2 separate regions of the Homo sapiens genome follow, and region 2 is linked to region 1. Evidence: read pairs that join two places in POLR2A ChIA-PET (ENCODE). Cell type or tissue: A673. All regions are shown on one strand. Links, peaks and the distances in the headings refer to the core of each region. The heading gives the core; the rest is flanking DNA.

What was found. Peaks named below come from ENCODE experiments on the same cell type or tissue, not always from the same donor. Only the 100,000 strongest peaks of a DNase experiment are listed, where the experiment ranks them.
Region 2: POLR2A ChIA-PET joins it to region 1 with 11 read pairs; 2 of 35 experiments call an interaction of 5 or more read pairs at or near these places.

The regions. Positions count from the first base shown.
Region 1 is chr9:92,646,455-92,655,994 of GRCh38, forward strand. IPPK (inositol-pentakisphosphate 2-kinase) reads right to left here. Exons shown (of 13, transcript NM_022755.6): 4 at 6,119-6,185; 5 at 2,999-3,120; 6 at 1,605-1,694. Among named protein-coding and RNA genes, the nearest start is that of IPPK, 19 kb to the right of the region's middle. In A673, for the core only: no CTCF peak of the experiment used is centred there; a DNase peak (open chromatin) is centred at 4,547; H3K27ac peaks cover 1,323 bases.
Region 2 is chr9:92,499,114-92,507,113 of GRCh38, forward strand. All of the region lies in intron 5 of CENPP (centromere protein P), which reads left to right. It overlaps ECM2 (extracellular matrix protein 2), which reads right to left. Exons shown (of 10, transcript NM_001393.4): 7 at 6,420-6,577; 8 at 3,400-3,539; 9 at 1,614-1,940. Among named protein-coding and RNA genes, the nearest start is that of ASPN, 21 kb to the left of the region's middle. In A673, for the core only: a CTCF peak has its summit at 3,048 (motif pointing right); a DNase peak (open chromatin) is centred at 4,238.

The sequences.
Region 1 (9,540 bases), core at 744-8,743:
GTAACAAAAGAAAATTTGACTCACAAATGTGTAAAAAGTAAACACTCCTAATTATCAGTTCGTCAAAGAAGAAAGCAAAAGAGAAATCAGAGAATGAATTAAGATAAAATGAAAACACAACATACCAAAATGTATGGGATGAAGAGAAAGCAGTTACTTAAAGATTTATTAGAAGAATGATCTTAAATGAATAACCTAACTTTCTACAATAAAAAGCTAGAGGCCGGGCACGGTGGCTCACACCTGTAATCCCAGCACTTTGGGAGGCCGAGGCAGGTGGATCACGAGGTCAGGAGATTGAAACCATCCTGACTAACATGGTGAAACCCCGTCTCTACTAAAAATACAAAAAATTAGCCAGGCATGATGGCGGGCGCCTATAGTCCCAGCTACTCACTGCACTCCAGCCTGGGTGCAGAACGAGACTCCGTCTCAAAAAAAATAAAAAAATAAAATTAGAAAAAGAATAACACACTAAGCCCAATCCAAGCACAGGGAAGGAAACAGTAAAGATTAAAGTGAAGACAAATGAAATAGAAAATGGGGGAGAGGGGAGCAGAAAACTGAATAAAACCAAAAGTTGTTTCTTTGAAAGATCAACAAATATGACACAATCCTGTGGCTAGACCAAGGAAAAAGAGACAGAAACCAAATTACTAAAGTCAGATATGAAAGAAGGGGACACTACTACTGACCTGTATGCCATCACATTAGATGAAAATGGACAAATTCCTAGTAACACACAACTACCAAAAAAACCCACTCAGGAAATAAGAGAATCTCAACAGATTGGTAACAAGAGACTGAATCAGTAATCAAAAATCTTCTAACAAAGAAAATCCCAGGACCAAATGCCTTCACTAGTGAATTCTACCAAACATTTCAAGAAGAATCAATACCAATACTGAAACTCCTTCAAAAAACTGGAGAGTGAAAAGAAAATAATTCCTAACTCATTCCATGAAGCCAGTTATTACACTAGTACCAAAGCCAGACACCACTAGAAAACTACACACCAACATCCCTTATGATTCAAAAACCCTCAACAAAAAACTAGCAAACTGAATTCAGCAGCATATAAAAGTATTATACACCATGAGCAACTGGGATTTATCCCAGAAATGCAAGGTTGGTCCAACATGCGAAAATCATGTAATATACCATATTCATAGAAAGAGGAAGACACCTTGCTTTGAAGTGATAAAAATGTCAGCAACTAGATAGAAGTGGTGATTGTACAACCTTGTGAAGAGACTAAAACTGAATTATATATTTAAAAGAGTGAATCTGGTGAACACGGGCCGGGCGCAGTGGCTCACACCAGCACTTTGGGAGGCCAAGGCAGGTGGACTGCATGAGTCCAGGAGGTGGAGGCTGCAGTGAGTATGATTGCATCACTGCACTCCAGCCTGACAGGGTGACAGAGACCCTGTCTCTAAATTTAAAAAATAAAAAAGTTGAACATGAATCACTTTGTGAAATAAAATGTCAACTAAAAATATCCATATTTTCTTTTACTCTTCTGAAAACTGTGTGTGTCCATGCCTCAGCCCAGATCCCCAGCGTGCAGCTAGAGTAGCCCACAGCTGGGCATTGGCTCTCACCTTGAGGTGCTGGTGCATGCAGTATCGACAGACCTTATGCTTCATCTCATGCGTGACATCACTCGAGAAAGGAATAAACCCACATTTTGGCTGTAAAATAAACAAATAAGGAGGAAAAATATTTAGGAAGAAATCACATACCTCTAAATAGACATATCACTGACTACAAGATAATGAGTGCAGCAAGATAATTAGGCATAAATGGCCCCAGAAGCTGTTTTCATTTGCACCTCCCAGCGGGAACAACACTTCCTGCATCAGATCACACAAACATCTCCGCTAGAGGACCCACGGCCGGAACTCTCACTGGGGAGGGTCAGTGGTGCCTCTGCACTAGCTCAACACAAGCACAACACACAATAGCTTCATGCTTTCATTCAAGAATGTGACTGCAAGCCTCTAGTAGTAGAGATGGACCCAGGACTCCCAGCTCCAAGAATCGGAACCATTGTTCCCACTGACACTAGCACATGGCCCGACAGAGGCCCATCTGATAGTTGCTAGGCTCCCAGAAGGTCAAGGAAGCCCCAGTGCCCTCTAAAAGCTGCAGCCTCTGAGCATACACCACACGCAGGCCTGTGCTGAGCCTCGGGCACTGGAGATGGTGGCTGGGGAAGCAGAACATCCACCCACAAGTGAGGAGGATCAGGAGGCATGAGCTCAGGCCAGGAGTGTGACCCAGAAATTGCTGCCTTAGAGTTGGAGGAGGGGAACAAAGGCCAGGGCATGTGAGGCAGCTTCCTGAGGGACCCTGACAGCCACCCCCGACATGGGAAGCAGAGAGCTGAAGCAAGGGGGGCCCTGGCCCATCCAGCCCCCACTGCCTGGCACCAGAGAAATTCAGGACTCCTGGCCATGACACACCAGTGCCTCTGAGGGTCACACTGGCCTTTGTGCCTCCAGGAAAATTCGTCCTGAGCAGGACAAAGAGAGCTCCCCAGTCTACAGGGCAACCTGCAGATGGGGCTCCTGCAGCACAGCAAACAGCAGCCAAGCACCAAGCAGGCATGGCCAGCAGGGAGGGGCACAGAGGAAGAACCCAGAGGACCCTGGCAAGCTGTGCCCTCTGAGGAAAACGGGTCAGGGGGACCCAACGCGCTTCCCTCTGGTGACCCTCAACCAGGGCTTGTTTTAGCCCAGGCATGCAGGGTGGGTGGGGTCTTCTATCATGAGCTACCAGGAATGAGCCTAAACCTGGGATCTGGGAGCCATGGCAGGAACCAGAACGCAGGTGGGGGCTGTGGAAGGACAGAAACAAGTGGAGTTTCCAGGAGCCAAGGGTGCCTACCACTCACTTCAGTGGGAACTGGAACCCAAGGCACGTGACTCTTGGACTTACTACCCAAGACTGACCTTTCCCCTTTACCCACACCATCTGCCCCTCGACAGGTCACCTTAATCTCTACACACAGAATCGGCCGGTGCTCTGCAAAGCGGTAGGTTTGGAGTCTGGTTAAATTAGGAAGGCACATAGCGTAACCACTGAGAGTATCCAGGTCCTTGTCACAGCGAGACTCTGGAAAACAGAGCAAGGGTCACACAGAGCAAGGTCAGTGAGAGAGATGAGATGATCCCTGCCCAAAACAGGCCCCGCCTTGTCCCTGGTTCCAGGGGGCATCTCTGTACCTGATGAAAACCTCATGTCTCCCTGGGGATTGTGGGACACACACAGTAACAACGTGGTTTAGGCCAGGTGAGGTGGCTCACACCTGTTATCCCAGCACTTTGGGAGGCCAAGGCAGGTGGATCATGAGGTCAGGAGTTCGAGACTAGCCTGGCCAACATAGTGAAACCCCGTCTCTACTAAAAATACAAAAATTAGCCAGGCATGGTGGCACGTGCCTACAGTCCCAGCTACTCGGGAGGCTGAAGCAGGAGAATTGCTTGAACCCTAGAGACGGAGGTTGTGGTGAGCCGAGATCGTGCTACTGCACTCCAGCCTGGGCAACAGAGCAAGACTCTGTCTCAAAAAAAAAAAAAAAAAGGCGGGCACGGTGGCTCACACCTGTAATCCCAGCACTTTGGGAGGCCTAAGTGGGCAGATCATGAGGTCAAGAGATCAAGACCATCTTGGCCAACATGGTGAAACCCCATCTCTACTAAAAATACAAAAAATTAGCTGGGCGTGGTGGCATGCACCTGTAATCCCAGCTACTCGGGAGGCGTAGGCAGGAGAATTGCTTGAACCAGAGAGGCAGAGGAGGTTGCAGTGAGCCCAGATTGTGCGCCACTGCACTACCGCCTGGCGAAGGAGCAAGACTCCATCTCAAAAAAAAAAACAAAAACAAAAACAAAAAATAACTTGGTTTATGTAGGGGGTAGCTTCACGCCTTATGGTATCGGCTCAAACTCTGGAGAGGCTGGAGACTGCAGTCAGCCACACCGATGGTCAGCCATGTCGATGTGCCTGAGCCCCAGTGAAAACTCTGGACAACAATGCCTGGTGAGCTTCCTGGTGGGCACACTCCATATGGGAGAGTGAATACTGCCCACACCACCCCTGAGGAGAGGACCCAGAAGCTCATGCCAGGTCTCTCCTGGACCCCACCCCTGCACCTCTCCCCTTGGCTGGTCCCATCTTTATCCTTTTCCTGCAATAAAACATAACCATAAGTAAAACAGTGAGTTATGTTGGTCCTTCTAGCGTATTATCAATCCTGAGGGTGGTCTTGGGGATGGTCCCCTAATTCCACAACACCCTTAGCCCAGGAACTTGAAGAGGAGGGGGCTGCAGGCTCTACCTTCTCTCACATCTAGGCCCTTCCCAGTCCCCAGTGCACCAATATTTCCCCAGCACCAGATCTGCTGGAACCCGTGGTGTGGACAGAACCAAACAAGCCTGGGCTCCAGGCACCCCAGGGACAGGCTTTCCTCCTTTAACATAATGAGCCTTACTCCAAGTCTGGTTTTTATCACTGTGGTGTGATAAACCTCCCACGGTTGTTATGAAATGGCAGGCTGAGCAGCAGAGCAGTTGCAGACAGCACCCTGGAGCCGGGCTCAGACTGCATTCACCGAGAGGAAGAACTGGAGCCTAGCCACTGTCCTGTGGCGTTCCCGCCTCCCCAGCCTTTCCTGCAGTGTGAAGCCCATTCCTCCCTGCCCCAGCCAGAGACTGCAGACCCAGAGAATGGTTTGCTTTCATTTTCCAAATCAAATCAGGAAAAAATTTTATACTGGCTAATTCCACACCCTCATTGCCTGGCTGTGCTCCGGGCAGAGGCATTTCCACCCTCAACTCACGAAATTTATCTCTTTGATCACTGACTGAAAAAAAAGGTTTGACCTGATTCCTGTCATAAGGCCACCAGCAAGTGCAGAAAAGGGAGTGGGTGGGGATGGAGGAGAAAGGGAGAGGCGAAGGGATGGGAGGGGATTGGGGAAGGACAACATGAGGATGGGGAAGGTGATGCCACAGAAGGCCCTTGGATTCCCTGTTCCTCAGAAGGACACAGACCTAGCCTAGACTCCGGTTGGGGACAGCTCCCTGGGCTGCAGACCCTCCTGGGCCAGGCCCTCCCTCCTGAAGCTCAGGTCACCTCAGTTTCCTTTTGCCTCTCCCAGGCCTCTGGGAACCCTTCCCGTTCCTAAGTCTGCCCCAGACCCTCCACCTCCAGCTCCTCCCTCATGTTGTTTTCTGTGGTATTAATTTGTTCTTTTTTGTTCGTTTGTTTGAGACGGAGTCTCACTCTGTCACCTGGGGTTGGAGTACAGTGGCGTGATCTCAGCTAACTGAAATCTCTGCCTCCCGGGTTCCAGCGATTCTCCTGCCTCAACTTCCCAAGTAGCTGGGATTACAGGTGCCCGCCACTACGCCCAGCTAATTTTTGTACATATATATATTTTGTTTGTTTGTTTGTTTTAGTAGAGAAGGTGTTTCACCATGTTGGTCACGCTGGTCTCGAACTCCTGACCTCAGGTGACCTGCCTGCCTCAGCTTCCCAAAGTGCTGGGATTACAGGCGAGAGCCACCGCACCTGCCTTTACTGGTTCTTCATCACATATTCTGTGCAGTGCTGTGGTTTTCTGATACAGAGAATTGTATCCATGAGCTCCCAGGATTTCTATCCCTGATAATGAAGTTTCTGGCAAAAGAATTACTGAAAACTGGCTGGGCACGGTGGCTCACGCCTATAATCCCAGCACTTTGGGAGGCCGAGGTGGGTGGATCACGAGGTCAGGAGATCAAGACCATCCTGGCTAACACGGTGAAACCCCATCTCTATTAAAAATACAAAAAAGTAGCCGAGCATGGTGGTAGGCGCCTGTAGTCCCAGCTACTCGGGAGGCTGAGGCAGAAGAATGGTGTGAACCCGGGAGGTGGAGCTTGCAGTGAGCCGAGATCGCACCACTGCACTCCTGCCTGGGCGACAGAGTGAGACTCCGTCTCAAAAAAAAAAAAAAAAAAAGGATTACTGAAAAATGCATATACCTAACATGGGTAATCATTTCAAACACTTTTCAAATGGAATATTTTAAATTACAAACAATATCTGTAAGTTAAACACCCTTACCTGGTCTTTCAGATTGTATCTTTAAACAAAGCTGTTTCACAAACTCTAAAGGTAGCTGAACGACCTCCTGTAAGAAAATACATGAAATTCTCAGTGTGAATTGCACAATGACATGAACACAATGCCACAGAACTGCATGCCTAAAAACAGTTGAGCTGTTGGTTTTTATGTTATGTGTAATTTATAATATTTTTTAAAGTTTATTGCTTAAAAAAAAATCAGTGTGTGGATTTTGGGAATAAAAGCTGCTCTATTATTTTCAGGACATGTCCAGGTTAAATAGAGACACCAACATTTCACTGCAATCAGGGTGGCCAGCTCTCAGAATGGCTGGGCCCACGGTGGTGACCAGCCTCAAAGCCAGCTTCTCTCGCCACAAAGCACCCCTTCCGAGCCCCCTTCTGGTCTCTACAGCATTTATGGACCCAGAGCAGTTCTTAGACCACATGGAAGACCCTTACTGACCACTCAGACAACCTGAGAACCTCACGCTTCCACCTGAGGAGCAGGTCAGCATCTGAAGAATCACTTGTCTCAGGAAGATGGCCTGTGCCTCCTCAGCCCTGAAGGACGTGGTATAACCAATGCCCAGCACTGCCCTCCACATGGCTCTTCTGTGCAGTTTCCCAAATGAAAGGTTTTTATTTAAGCCACATTGCTTACCATCTTCCCTGTCCTCTCGTGTTTCTAGGGTGGCAGAATTGTGACTTCTGAAAAAGTCCCAAACGGACACAGGAGATCTGCTAGGCTAAGAATGCTGGGATCCTGCCCACAGAGATCATGCCTTCCCCACCCTGCGCCGTCACATCCATGCCCCTCCACCACCACCCCTGTCCATTCCCAGTCGGCTGTGCCAGTTTCACTTCTGATTTGTCATTTACCTAAACATGCTATAAATTAACAAAATATGACTTACTATAAACTTAGTACAGAATTAGGTAAGGTGACACAATGGACAAGAGTGGGGAATGTAAACATTCGAAAATTTGTAAATTGAAGCCAAGAGCGTTGGCTCATGCCTGTAATTCCAGCACTTTGGGAGGCCGAGGCTGGTGGATCACAAGGTCAGGATTTCAAGACCAGCCTGACCAACATGGTGAAACCCCGTCTCTACTAAAAATACAAAATTAGCCGGGTGTGGTGGCGCACGCCTGTAGTCCCAGCTACTCAGGAAGCTGAGGCAGGAGAATTGCTTGAACCTGGGAGGCAGAGGTTGCAGTGAGCTGAGATCACGCCACTCCAGCCTGGGCGACAGAGCGAGAATTTGTCTCAAAAACAAAAACAACAAAAAAAGAAAATTCGTAAATTAGATCATCTCAAGAAGTCCAAGTACTGGCTCCACTCCAAAGAAAGCAAAAGCACAAAAGGCACGCATGCCGACTCTGGATGCCTCGCGTGTGAGAACCATCGCCCAAAACCACACAAGGCCGTCACTCTGCCTTGGCCCCCACCCCACAGCACATATGGCTGGGAGACACAGCAGCTACGCAGGTCTCAGGTCCACATACAGGGCAACGACCCTCCACACCGCTGTCTGCCCATGCATGGCCTGAACTCACAGTCACCCAGGTGAAAAGCAGACCTCGGTGGTTTATTTCCAACAGCTGTAAATCACTGATTTTATAATATGCATATCTGTGTTTAAAGTCAAAATAAAACGCTGGCCTGGAGCAGTGGTTCACACCTATAATCCCAGCACTTTAGGAGGACAAGGCGGGCTGATCACTTGAGCCCAAGAGTTCGAGACCAGCCTGCCCAACATGGTGAAACCCCATTTCCACAAGAAAAACTAAAATTAGCTGGGTGCGGTGGTGCGCACCAGTAGTCCCAGCTACTTGGGGGTGGGTGTGAGGCAGGATGATCACTTGAGTCTGGGAGGTTGAGGCTGCAGTGAGCCATGATCGCACCACTGCACTCCAGCCTGGGTGACAGAGCAAGATAAAAAACAAAAACAAACAAATACTGACAGTAAGCATCCTCTTAAAAGTCCAACTACATTGGCGAGTGTGGACCACGCCACCATCCAATCACGTGAGGACGCACCAACCAGCTCTTGCACAAGGTATTCACCTAAGAGGACCAGAGGGAAAGCCCACAGAAATCCCATCCTGGAGCTGTCCCCTGGAATCCCACAGAGCTCCCTGTAACCTGGGAGCTGAGATGTGGGAGGACCTCCAGGCATCACCCTCTAAATGGCAAAGGGACAACTGCTCAGAAGGACAAAGAGCCGCCAGCCTGGCTGTCCCTTCACTCATGTCCCCAGCCTGAAAACTGGGCCACGGCACAGAACTGTCAGCATGCGAGGTTCCAACGGAGCTGAGGCTGGCGCCAGAGAGCGTCCAACCTCACCAGGATTTGGCCCACAGCAGCGAGGTGGAACTCCTGAGCCTTCAGGTTCCTCCAGTATGTAAGGAGCAACAGTGGAAGAACAAGGCAAGCAGCTTCTGCCCCTTCCCCATTTCCTAAACTCTCCAGCTCCCACACCCAGCACTGGAGACAGGCCCAGACCAGCGCCACACCCACCGGGCAGGGCTGGGAGCCAGGGTGTGGCTGTCCCTGGCTCTGTCTCACGGTCTCATCACAGGGCTGGTTGTATCTTGCCCCACAACAAACAGGAGGGAAACTACGCTTTGCCTAACTCACCGACACATCTGTTCTTCCCTCACGTGGCCCTGTGTGGCCCTGCAGATGCAGCGACCCTGAGGGGTGCATCGTCAGCCTGGAATGGGCTCTGCACCTACTTTCCCACTGCGCCAGAGCCCAGCGGCGTCCTACTGGGACACGCTCACCTGCAGGGCAAGCAAGCTCTGCTTCACTTTGTCGGTATCTTAAGGCAGAGGAAATGCGCTCACAGGCGGCCTTGTGGGTTGAGCCCTGTTTGCTGTGGGTTCATTACTGTGACCCTTCCCACTGAGGACAAACCTGGAGCCAGACTGCTCATTGCTGGAAATGCTCCCCTATCCTGTCCCCTCAGAGCAGTCCCTAACGCTCACCCCACCAGGTTGCCAATGGGACCTCGAGTCTAATCCCATGCCCCTGGCCAACAAGGGCCATCACCACACGAGTCCTCCTGCCACAGAGGATTCTGGTGGATCTTGCCTCCAAGAATGTTCCTTCCTCAAGGAGAAAACTTGTCACGGCACAGAGCCATCTAAGGGATATGCCCTAGGGAAAAAACTGCATGAATCTTCCTAACAGGGGAACTGTGACCCCCAAACACTCCCAACATCACAACAGTGCAGTGAACAGGCTAGAGGCAAGTCAACACCCACAGCAGCTGCAGAAGGGTGGGACCCAGGGGCCTGTCCAGGTCTCAAAACTACAGATCTGCTCAGAGAACAGGCCCAGGCAAGAAGTGAGCCAGGGCTGGCAATCTTAGTCCCATTCCCACAGACCCCAGCACAGGCGGCAACACCCAGGGG
Region 2 (8,000 bases), core at 1-8,000, 150 kb before region 1:
CAAGTGAGCAGACACAAGAGCCAGTTTGAATGGCGACCATTGTCCAGATGACTGCAATTGATTGAAACATAACTGCTTACATGAAAGCCTAAGTATATATTGATTCACCAGAAAAAGAGAGAACCCTAAAACAAAATAAAGCAAAAACATTCAGGCTCCAACTTCTTACTCCCACTGGTGGTTTAAAGGAAAGAACTGAGCTTTTTTCTTTCCTTTCAAAGTGACAAAGCAGCCCTAGTTGATGAGCAAAAAATTTTTTACAGAGGAATTCCAGCTAATGAGCATGAGAAGCATGGCAAAAATAGAAATTCATCATTTTGTTACCTCTAATGAAATAAGAATTCAAACAACATTCATCTGTGAGTGAAACCATTGGTTCAATGATGGAGGAGTAAATTTGTCTTAGGAGATACCAGGCTGTGACCACTTCAATCCAGTGATCAATTTTAGAATCAAAAAAGGTGGGACAAACATTAGACGCCTTCTGATGCAATGCAGTATGAAGCATATGGCACAACCTGTGAAGTATTTTTGCCAAAAAATTTTGAAACTGAATTTTACAAAGTCTTCCCAAACCCCCATCTCTTCCTCCAGTACCTTTAAAAACACGAACTTTTCTGTGTTTTTGTTTTGTCTTTGTAGGCATTTAGTTTATTTGGACTTTTAGAGAAGGGGAAAGACTAAGAGGCATAATTCTCAGGGACAGAACAACAAGGTTATTGTCTCCCTCACTGCCAATGATAAAGACCTTACTAACAAAATATTCTGGATTAATTCTCAAGACACTCATGCCATCTAGGCAGGAGTGATGATTCAGTATATAAGCTGAACACATGCAGAAAAATGTGTTCCCAAAAGTAGGGAAAGTGAGTCTTAATAAATGTATTCAGAAATCTGACTTCAGAAAAAACTAGATAGAAGCAGTTTTAATTTTAGCATATATTTACGTTTTATGCTTTATAGATTAGTTTTATTTATTTATACATGGAGGTAGGAGTAGTAACATAATCTATTGCTTTGAAGACTCATTTGAACCTCTCTCTAAAGTTCTAAGTGTTATATATAATAATCTGTTAATCTTTTTTTTGAGATGGAGTCTCACTCTGTCACCCAGGCTGGAGTGCAGTGGCACCATCCCGGCTCACTGCAACCTCTGCCTCCCAGGTTCAAACAATTCTCCCACCTCAGCCTCCTGAGTAGCTGGCATTACAGACACGCACCACCACGCCCTGCTAAGTTTTGTATTTTTAGTAGAAACGAGGTTTCACCATGTTGGCCAGGCTGGCCTCAGACTCTTGAACTCAGGTGATCCGCCCGCCTTGGCGTCCCAAAGTGCTGGAATTACAGGCGTGAGCCACTGCACCTGACCAAAAGATGTTTTAACTATGGAAATTTATAAACATGTGCAAAAGTAGGAAAAGCTTATAATGAATCCTCACATACCTGTCATCCACCTTTGGTAATTACTAACATTTGCCAATCTTGTTTAATCCAACCCCTTAGCACCATTTTTTTTTCCCTTAACGTAAATCCCAGAGATCATGTCATGGTTGTTTTATCATATATTTTGCCAACCAAAATTTAAACAGATACTTGAAAAAGCCAAAATTTACCGTATCTTGTTGTTGTTCAGCCTCAGAAAATGTAGTGCTTTCATTTCTTGTATCCCAGGTGGTATAGATTTTAAGTCATTGTGATCCAGAAATAATTCTCTCAGAGAATGATATGCCCCATAGAAGGAGACACGGTCCATGCCATCATCAGCAAGTTTGTTAAATGACAGGTACAAGTATTCCAGGCCTGGTTCCATGTGGCCAAACACATAGCCAGGGATCCGTTCAATCTGGTTCCCAAGGAGTACTAGGTGCAGCAAGGACTTGGGTAGATAGGACGGGACGTGATAGAGCTTGTTGTAGGAGAGATCAATGGATTCTAGATTTCTGCAGCAAAGAAAAAAGTAAACAGGGTAGGGACATCAGGATGGTGATCATCAGCTCTAAATTTTGATAAGGCCAGTCTCGATGCTGGTCCATTTTCCTATAAGCACCCAGTTTGTAGTGATGATTCCAAATAGGAACTTTTCCAGGTATAGCCAGCCCTAGTCTCTTGCACCAAGCTGCATGTCCTTACCAGGGTGCCATACTGCCTCCCAGCTATGTGAGTCCATGCGAGAGGAGCATCAAAGACTAGGAGGGAAAAACTCATATCCCTAGAGGCAATACTGAGGCCCAAAGACTAAAATATCTGTACGGTTGATGCGTTGAATCCAAAATGAAATCCCGTGAATCCCAGCATGCATCTAAATGCCTATCTGTAAAGTTGTCTCTGGTTCCAGCAAGGAAGTTTGGTTTGTTTTGGCTTGTTTTGGTTCCCCTTCCCCTACATTTTCATTCCACATTTGATTTGATGACCTGGCACACCTGGGACTTGAGGCGAGCCTGAGGGAATCTAGAAAATGCTGTTAATCATCTAGAAGATCTGGGGAACGTGGTGAACTCACTGGCTTGTTTCAGGAACCCCACCTGAGTCTCCTAAGGCTTCTGCCCCACGCCCTCTTTTCACCTGATGAAGACTTCTCTGCCTACAGTGGGCTCAGTGCCACATGCTGCTGAGCCCAATTGGCCTCTCCATCCTGCTTCTGAATGACACGTGTCCCAGGCTGTGCTACTTAGGCACATAGTTCCAGGACACGCAATCCCAGATCCCAGTTGTCTGCTGGATTTGCTGCAGGGCTTGCTTCTGACTCCCTCCCCCTTCACTGAAAGCTATAGCCAGAGGCTGCTGATTCTTGTCCAGGAAGACAGAGTCTACTTTTGGCCTGCACTGTTAGGCCAAGCATTCTTCAGTCTATTTTGTAAGAGTTGAGGTGAAGAAATAGTTTGGAGAAAAGAAGGCTGTGTAGTGTAGGAGAACAGGCCTGGGCTCTGGAGCCTGGTGCTTCCACCTAATGATGATGAGGAGAAGGAGTATGGCAGATTTCTTTCTCACTGTGTGCAGGGGAATAATCCTTCATTCAAACCTCCTGACAACCTGTGAGGTAGACAGAGCTAGAGTGGCATTTGACCACTAGTGGGCAGACCTCGAAGTCAGACAGCTGGGGCTCAGTTCTTGCTAGCTCAGCACTTGGCATATGATAGGGTGTCCAGTATGCAGTATGGTGACAACAACAGTAGTTACTGCAATAATCCTAACACCAGTCATGCAGCGCACAGGTTGGAAACTGCATGAAGTAGCCCACTTTGGGGATAGGGTAAGGGTTCACTAAGAAACGATTCTGTCTCCGAGCCCTTCAGTATCGTCACCTCCCTCACTTATCCCATTCCCAGTTTCCATACTCTGTTTAATAATAGCGAGAGGAAGAAATAGTTCAATAAAATTTAAATTGTAGCATGTACTTACTCTTGATTTATCCAGGCTAAAGGAGCAATCCTATTTTCTTCAATTTTGTTATAACGTAGTACAATGACATTGATCTTTCTGGTATGATTGAAACAAATTTCAGTTATTTCTTCAATTTGGTTATTTTCTAGGTATAATTCCTATAATTAAGAGAGAAGACTATTATTTTTCTTTTGTGTTAGTTGATACGTTCAATTTCATGGAGACTAAAATAGTGACATAGACTATTATCATTAGTATTATCTAAAGAGTCTTACTGCTCTTTCAAGTAAGCTCATATTTTTAAGTTGTCTTTTTTTTTTTTTTTTTTTTTGAGACAGGGTCTCACTTTGTTACGCAGGATGGAGTGCAGTGGCACAAACATGGCTCACTGCAGCCTTGACCTCCCAGGCTCAAGTGATCCTACCACCTCAGTCCCACAAGTGACTGAGACTACAGGTATGCGCCATGAAGCCTGGCTAATTTTTGTATTTTTTGTAGAGACAGGGTCTCACCATGTTGCTCAGGCTGGTCTCGAACTCCTAAGCTCAAGTGATCTACCCGCCTCGGCCTCCCAAAGTGCTGGAATTACAGGAAAGTTGTCAAATTTTATAACTAATTAGTAAAATAAAACACACTGCCATGGTTATGGAATCAAATGAATTTTATTTAAAATGTATTAGCTATAATATGTTGCAAGAAATGGCATACCAAAATAATTATACAAGGCTCTCTATTTTATAAAACTTATTCACATAAATTATCTCATTTGGGCTTAAAAACTCTGAAAAGTAGACAGATATTTTAATCTCTACTTACCAGTGGAGTTAAGTTGGGCCTGGAGAGACAGGGAAGCCCACCCGTGGTTACATGACTAATGCTGAGAGGGGCTTGTCCTAGCCGAGCCTCCAGCTCCCAGGCTGCCTGTTTCCTACTATTTCATGTGGTCTATAATATTTTAGGCTCATGTTTTTAGATTTGCTTTTGTTATAATTAATTAAAGTTAATTAACAGCCTTAATTTACAACCAAGGAGAAGTTTTCTAGAACTGTTAATAAGTTTTTAATAGCTAGCTGCCTTCAAGTTAAGTTTAGTTGGCATTAGAGGGAGTTTTTCACTAAAGGATCTGCATTATAAAAATTCTCCTTGTTCTCTTGTTAGAATTCAGAGGTAAAACTGGCATATATCTTTAGTGTCACCTTCTATTCCACCTGTGAGAATTTCCCTCTTTGTTAATTTTGGTATTTGTTAGAAATTAGTAAAACAATTTTCAACTTTTTGCTTTTACCTGCATATGTATTTAGGAGGTGAGCTAGATCAGTAAGAGACTAGTCAAATAAATCCTGGCACACCTGTCCATATGTTGAAAACTCTGCAGCTGTAGGAAAGAATGACATGAGACAGCCTTGAGGCTGCATGGTTAAGTGAGGCAGGTGTACAGCAGTGGCTTTAGAAGGATTTGTAGTATGTGCCACGCATTTGTGCGCTTGTATGCCCAGTGCTTTCCAGACTGGTAGGAGTGGATCCCTCTGGAGAGAGAGAAGTCAGTATGGGAAGCTCAGGCTCACAGTGGGGCAGATTGCTCTTTTGTATTATCCTCATTGTGTATGTATGTGTTTTAACATGTGTATGCATTATCTATTTAAATTTTAATTTTTTAATTATTCATTTCTGGCCCTGTCCCACAAAGAATCTGACTTAGCATATCTGGGGTAGGTCCAAGAGTCTGTATTTCTTAAGAACCCAGGAGATTCTGATGGAAAGCCAGCCTACTGATAAATGTCAGTGTTACATAACTCTGTCACTTAATCTGGAAATAGGAAGAAGAGGAAGGGTGGTAGCCATGACAGCCACATAAGATCACAATAGATGACCCTCTTTTCTGGCTTGCTGGGGCTGCAGCCGGAGAATGCTCCATCCTGACTTCTGGCTGGATGATCATGTGGTCTAGGAGAAACGGAGCTTAGTAAGGAAACCTGGGTTCCCACGGGGTCTGCCAGTATGTATAGACTCTCTGGACCTCAGTGTTCTTTTTGGCAGGCAGGGTGGGGTGTGGTTTGTAGAGACAGGGTCTCTCTGTGTTGCCCAGGCTGGAGTGTAGTGGTACGATCCTAGCTTACTGCAGCCTCAAACTCCTGGGCTCAAGTGATCCTCCACCTCAGCCTCCTGAGCAGCTACGACTACAGGTGTGCACCACCATGACTGGCTATTTTTTTTTAATATATCTTTTAGAGACAAGGTCTCACTATGTTGCCCAGGCTACTCTCAAACTCCTGGCCTCAAGCCATCTTCCTGCCTCAGCCTCCCAGAGTGCTGGGATTACTGGCGTGAGCCACTGCACGGTCCACCTCAGTGTTTTTAACGCAGGAAATGAGGGGTGTTGACATTCATCAGCCAAAGACCCCCAGGAGCACATCCTGCAGCAAGGAGACCACACATCTGGGGACCTGTGGGGCATCTCTAGAGGATAATGAAGCAAGGCTGGGGTTTGGGGCCTGGAGTTAGTCACAGGACAGTTTTGGTAGGAACTGGGTGAAAACTTGTAAGCTACAGAGTTGCTGAAACAGTCAGAGGCCTTCTTTGTACAACACTTGTATCCATGCAAGTTACTGTTAGGTCAGAGTGTCTGTGGTTTTGCCTGGAATTTGTGAGTGGACACTCTGTTACGGTTAATACCTGTTTGAGCTTCTGTGATAAGCGTCACATTTCTAGATTGGGGCAGTTTACACTGTCTTGAGAGTCAGAGTACCTCATGGAAGTTGTGGTTTCATTTAAATTCTCAATTCATTTCTCCCATTTCCCCCAAGAGCTATCAGAAGTACCATTTTTCACTGTATCAGGTGTCTCTACTAGTAATTATAATTTCGATTCAGAATTTTGTATTGCTTGAAGAAAAAACAATGCTTAAATTACAGGAAATTCTGTATACAGCATGAAACTAGAGTTTAATTTACATCACAATAGTCTTAAAATATATTTTGTTGTAGTGTACCATATTTCAAATATAATACATTTAAAACACTAAAAAAATATATTGTTACCTCAATAGAACCAGGAAGACCCTGCGGTATAATTCTAAATTTATTTTTTCCCAGACGCAAGTAGGCTAGGCTCTTCAAAGGTTTGAAAGCTAAAGGATTGACATTGGCTTCACTGAGATTGTTTCCTTCCAATTCTAAGGTGACCAACTGATTTAAGTCTATAAAAAATAAAAGTATTAGAATATTAGGATAATTGAAAAACCATGCAAATTTTTGTAGCCTTTTGAAATGTCATGTGAAATGGCCGGTTTATTTGGAGGGCAAATACAGTTTTTTTTAAACCTTTGTATCCTCCTATAAAACCTTTTCTTAAGTACTTTGTACATCCCAGATGCTCAATTCAACCAGAACTAAATGCATGGTCCAGTAGTGAGGCAGACCTGAAAAAAATCATTGAAATGCTAGGTGCTAACAATATGTGTAAGGAACAGAAGCAAGAGAGAAGAGAGGGAGGGAGATAGGAAAGAGAGGCAGAGGAGTTTCCATAGAAATTGTGGTGGCTGAACAGGGATTTGGAATTCAGGTAGGAAAGGAATAGAAAGTTGTGGACAGTCATTGGAAACATTGCAAAGACATAGATGTATGAAGTGGCAGCATAATAGGCAATGGGGTGGGTAGAAGTTTAATGCAATGAATGATTTCTTTTTCTAGGACACAGAAAAGAACACTTTCCCTGGCTCACCCTCAGTCTCTGAACAAGGGAGTCAGAAGTAAACCAGAACAGTGAATTCCCATCATAGTTACTCACTTGTTGGCACAGAGTGCAGCCAAATGGAAGCTTTGAAAGAATGATGATCAAAAATTCTCCATGCATTCAGATTGAACTAGCAAGAAAGGCCTTTATACAAACAAATTTTTTCTACTTTGTTTCTACTAGTCTCAGGAGTGGTATGATCCAGGTCAAATGGAAGTTCTGTGCTGCAAAATGGACAGCTCAGCAATGATAATACCCAAAGGCATCTGAGTCAGAGGCTCAGGGTGTGGCCAAAATTCCCAGATTAGGGGATGTTTTCTATTCAACCCCCTTCATGGGCATTGCACCGAATGCCATGTGGGACTCCGTTCTGCTCTTAGGCAACAGCAAAGACGGTTGCATCAGGAATAGAAATAATAAATGCTGGAAGATTAAAAGAAGAAAAAGCAGTGTAGATGTGAGTGGTATGAAAGTGCCAGGCTCCTACAGACAGAAAGATTTAGATAGAAGTAGGAGGAACTTCCAAGCTGAAATAGCCAGCTGAGCACATGTAGGTGAAAGACCATGTGGGTTTGCTCAGGGAGAGAGGAGACTAGCCCTGGAGTGGCTGTGCACAGTGGAGTGAAGGTTGGTGCTCAGAGAGAAGTACACTGGGAGGGCCTTTTTTTACATTTTTTAAATTTTATTTTATTTTATTTAGAGACAGAGTCTTGCTCTGTCACCCAGGCTGGAGTGCAATAGCGTGGTCTTGGCTCACTGCAACCTCCGCCTCCCGGGTTCAAGCAATTCTCCTGCCTCAGCCTCCCGAGTATCTGGCATTGCAGGCCCCCACCACCACACTCAGCTAATTCTGGGAGGGCCTTTGCACCCTGGACAACAACGTCTGG